2 separate regions of the Homo sapiens genome follow, and region 2 is linked to region 1. A link is an interaction called in ENCODE POLR2A ChIA-PET data of the cell type or tissue named here. Cell type or tissue: Panc1. All regions are shown on one strand. Region 1 overlaps GSN (gelsolin). Region 2 overlaps C5 (complement C5).

Evidence for each region. ChIA-PET counts read pairs that join two places held together with the same protein. Peaks named below come from ENCODE experiments on the same cell type or tissue, not always from the same donor. Only the 100,000 strongest peaks of a DNase experiment are listed, where the experiment ranks them.
Region 2: POLR2A ChIA-PET joins it to region 1 with 5 read pairs; 1 of 35 experiments calls an interaction of 5 or more read pairs at or near these places.

The regions. Positions count from the first base shown.
Region 1 is chr9:121,273,611-121,276,110 of GRCh38, forward strand. All of the region lies in intron 1 of GSN (gelsolin), which reads left to right. Among named protein-coding and RNA genes, the nearest start is that of GSN, 6.7 kb to the left of the region's middle. In Panc1, no CTCF peak of the experiment used is centred here; no DNase peak of the experiment used is centred here; H3K27ac peaks cover 2,012 bases.
Region 2 is chr9:120,984,834-120,987,333 of GRCh38, forward strand. The region is part of intron 25 of C5 (complement C5); the gene reads right to left. Among named protein-coding and RNA genes, the nearest start is that of C5-OT1, 33 kb to the left of the region's middle. In Panc1, CTCF peaks have their summits at 1,121 (motif pointing right) and 1,338; a DNase peak (open chromatin) is centred at 1,148.

The sequences.
Region 1 (2,500 bases):
GTGCATTTTTTTTTACCCCCACACAATTATCCTATATTTATAATTGTCTGTTCTGACTTTCTGTTTTTTCTCAACATTATATCGTAAGTATTTTTCTCATGTTATTAAGGATTCTTTTTAAATTTAATTTTTAAAAGTTTTAAAAGCATACTATACCTAAGTAGATAAATGTTTATTCTAATTTAAATCTTTTATTCCAATAGTCCTAGGGATTAAAAAATGAAATAATGCTTTTTATTTATTAACAAAAAGGCTGAGAGAAACAGGATTTGCCCAAGATCACCCCCAAAGAACCAAGACTGGGGCTCCCCAGGGCTGTAGTTTGCATCCATAAATACAGAGAGAATAATGTTTATAATCTTGGGTATAAAAACTTCTGGTGAAAAGGTTGATCAAATGCTAGCTGTATTTCTCCCCCTTCCATGGCTTTCTACTGAGTCTCTCTCTCCTACAGGACCCTACTTTGCTCCATAATTAAGCAGCAAAGTATTTCAAGAGCTGTTCAGATTCTAGAAACTCATAGCAGATGAAATCGACAGATAAGTCAGATATCGAATATAGACATTAAAAGATCTGGGCACTAGGCTGTACCCTGTTATTGTCAGTGGCTCTTTAGTCCTTAAACAAGGGTCTTGCCTCCTACTTTTTTTTTGTTATGGTAGAAATAAATGCCCACCCGAGTTTTCATCACTCACTATTATTCTATCTTTGGTGTGCCTGTACCATGTTCCCTTAACAATCCTCAATTATGAAACATTTAGGCAGTTTATAAACAATACTGCAATGAACAACCTAGTGCATACTTTTTTTGTGTGTTCTTCTTTTATTATTTCCTAGAAGTGAGCCCTAGAAATGGAGTTCCTGAGTCAAAATGACACATTTTATAGCTTTTTCTTGTTAAAAAAAAAATTCAGTGACACTTGTGAAAACACGGTAAGGAAGTCTTTATTCAGGAACATTGCCTTGGGCATAGGGACCACTGCAACAGGGTCCTACAGTGAGGGAGAGAGTTTGGGCTCAACTCCTAATACAGCATGGGCGAGTGGGAATTGATAGCTGCAGAGCAGGGTAGGGGTCAGCGGATGGAAAATTACTAAGAGGAAGCTCAGGAATAAGGGATATTCTTGCTAAACCGACCTAACAAAATTATTGATGAAGACAAACCAGGGTGATTCAAACATCAGTGGGGGCATGGTGGAGGATGAGGAGCCTGATCAGATATCAAGGATGAGGGGTTCTGGCTAAACAGACTTAGCAGGATTCTTTTGCTAAAACTGGATTTTACAAGGAAGTGCACAGGTAGGCCTAGGAGAAGGTTCAGAAGCCTGGCTAAAGTTTGGCCAAGCAAATAATCTGTGTCATGCTAAATTTTGCCAAATTTCTGCTCATAAAGGTTACAGTAGTCCTTATTCCTACCAGCCATCCGTGAGAATGGCAGCATTCTTCAGGAGCATCTGAAGCTGGTTATAAAAAGCTCAGCTGTCCTTTTATAGAATAGAGTACAGCGACCATTTTCCTGAAACGTTACATTTCATTCATTCATTTGGCAAATACACTTGCACAATTCAGCAGCAATAAAGCATAACAAGTTAAGATCCCAGGCCGAAGAAGTGGAGAGAACTTGGTTCTCCTTCTGGTTTATGTTTTGCACTTGCCCTAAGACCTTGAGGACATCACCTCACTGAGTTTCATTTTTCTCAGCTATACAGTTAGGGCTTCAATACCCACTTCACAGAATTCTACAAAGTACCTAACACAATGCTTGGCCAGTGCAATCATGTGGATGCTGGGAATTTGTATTATCTCATCTGACTCCAAAGAGCCCTGGAAAGGAAGCAGGTAGGGACAGATCCTTCCCATTTCATGGACTCAGAGAAGAAACGGCCATGTTTCTTGGTGTCCTGAGCTTCACTTCAGGAACTGGTAGTCCAAAGGAACTGTATCGTTCAGAACGGAGGTAAAACAGGCTTTTGTGGGCTAGCCTGTATCCATCCCCCTCCCACCTCCCCTCCCACCACAGTACCTGTTTCTCTTGGAAGGCAAGTTCCCAGTTCCAGTGGCAGCCAGAATTCTTTCTATGCTCTTTTAGAAGGTGGGAGATGCCTGCCTAGACTGTTCAGTGGTCTTAAAAAAGAGACCATAAAATTCATGGTTGCATAAAATATAGTTTTCATAGATTTAAATTGCATTTTAAATGCACTAAGGCTTCATCTTTGAGCTTTTCAGAAATGTGGGATTTCAGACTCCATCTTTAGGGTTGCCTTATTTAGCAAATAAAAAACAGTGTGCCAGTTAAGCATGAGTATGGCCCTTGGAATGTTTGGGGCATAATTATACCAAGACATCTTATTGTCTTTCTGACATTTAGATTTAACTGGGCATCTCATGTTTTATCTGGCAACCCTACCCACCTTGGGTCTACTGAATCCAAATCTGGATTTTCACAAGATCCCCATGGAATTCGTGTGCGAATTCAAGTGTGAGAAGCATTGCATTGGGA
Region 2 (2,500 bases), 290 kb before region 1:
GCCTCAGCCTCCTGAGTAGGTGGGACTACAGGCACGTGCCACCATGCCAAGCTAATTTTTGTATTTTTAGTAGAGACAGGGTTTCACCATGTTGGCCAGGCTGGTCTCAAACTCCTGACCTCAGGTGATCCACCCGCCTCAGCCTCCCAAAGTGCTGGGATTATAGGTGTGAGCCACTGCACCTGGTTTTTATAAGCTCTTACTCCTATCTCTCTTTCTCTTTGGTACTCTTGGGTGTCTCATCCCTGGTATCCTTAAGGAGTGAGAGTCTAGACAGCACTTCCCTAAAGGTAAAGCAAATACAATTCGCTCTAGCTTTTTGCGTTCTCCTCTTCCCACTGACCTGTCCCTTGGAGACTGCCCTGAAATTCAAATTTTAAGTGTGACATGGAGGAAAAAAAGAAGTAGGCTATTTGATTTGCTTTTGTTCCAGACCCTAGGCTACCTCTACAAGTGCTTAATATGGTCTAGTTTAGTTCCTCATGTTTTACAGTAGGGTCTGGGACTAAAAATTTAGAGTAGAAAAGAATTTTTTAGTCACCTTGAAGAGAAATCTGGCAAAATCTGATGAAACTGTAAATATGCATTCCTTATGTTCCAGCAATTCTATCTCCTGGGATATACCCTAGAGAAACTCTCACACATGTGCACAAAGAGACATATGAAGATGTTCATTATCATATTGTTTGTAATATTAAAATTTGGAAATGGTTGTCCATCAAGATAGGAATAGATAAAGAATATATACTATGTGATATATTTGTAAAATAAAATACTGCATGGCAATGAAAAGGAGTGAGCTATATTTACCTATACTACTAGATCTAAAGTAACTAAAAAGTATTAAAAGAAAAAGGTAAGTTACAGAATGATAGGTATAGTATGATACTAGTTATAATCATTTAGAAATACAAAAAGGGACTGTAAACCCATCACTTCATTTTGGAAGCAAATAACCATTCTTTCTTTTACAATGCTTAACTTTCTTAAACAGTGCTTACTTAAGAATTCCAGGAACTAGCCATGAGATAAAAATCAAGGATGTGAAATGTCCCCTGGAGAAGAAAAATACTGAGCAGTTAATCTACAAACCTGTTTCAGTCTAGCTGACCACTAGATGGCCCGTTACTCAAGATAATAATCAGAACAAGACATGCTGACCTGTACGTAGCTAACTCTTGCACACAGTTTTCCAAGCCCCTTCCTCTTTAAAATCCCTCTGGCCAGCCTAGGGCATTTGGGATAGTTTCCTGACTCTAGTCTGCCATCTCCTTGGGTTGCTGGCTCCTGAATTAACCTGCTTTTCCTCCCACCAACCTTAGTCTCTTGAGTTTGGCATTTGAGCAGTGAGCAGCCAAACTGGAGTTAAGTTACAGCTATATGATTTCATGTATATATATACTATATAAAATATTAAAAATGTTCTGGAAAGATGCATAAACTCATGATAGTGAATGCCCTTGGGGGAAAGAAACAGAAATAAGATGGAGGCTTGTAGTTAAAGAGAAAAGTTCAATATCCACAATGTTCTTTAAAAAAAAAAAAAGACGAATATAAAAAATGTTCATCATCATCAATTTTGGGTTTTGCTAATATGAATGATATTCGTACTTTAAAAAATCTGCTTTGTATTTCTCAAGAAAAGTTTGAGGGTATTTAGGTGCTGGACATTTTCTTCTATGTCTATTATTTCTTTCAAGGAACTCATGGAGTTGGGTGTATGTTTCAGTCTTGCCCCAAACTCTTGAAAGGCTCTGAGTGTTTACTGAGAGGCTGTTGTACCTTCCTGTGGGGCTTTCTGCTCTCCAGGCATCTATTTCCCAGGTCCTGCTGTGTCAGTTTCCAGTCTTCATTGACACTCACTCCCACTCCTGCATCCTGGGTTATCCTCTGGTTGGTGTGCTGCAGGGGTCTATGAGCCTTTTATTTATTTTTTTATATTTTTATTGTTTTATTAAAGACAGGGTCTCCCTATGTTACCCAGTCTGGTCTGGAACTCCTCTGCTCAAGCCATCCTCCTGCTTCAGCCTCCCAAAGTGCTAGGATTATAGGTGTGAGCCACTGTATCTGGCCCTGTGTGTCTTTTGAAGTGTGTCACCCACACATGGTCAGACCTAATCCTAAGGTATAATCTATGGAACTTGGTAGCTGATCAGAGGTAAAGCCAAAAGGAAAGGAAGGAATCAAAAACCAACTGATGATTCTGACTTGATCCATGGGGGACAAAGGGCAGGGTATTGTTGTGCACTGAGTAAAGAAACAGAAGTGTATTTGAGGAAGAAAATAATGAATTTGGCACATATTGTGCTTGAAGGATCTTTGGCTTCCGGAAACCTAGAAATATGGATCTAGGACATTTCCTAACTTCTTAGGAAAGAAGTTAGGCCTTGAGACATTGATTAGGGGGCCATTGGCCTAGATGTTATGGAAATCATGGGCAATAATGAGACTGTACCAGGGGAGATTACAGAAAATAAGAGGGCCAAAGATAAAATTCTGG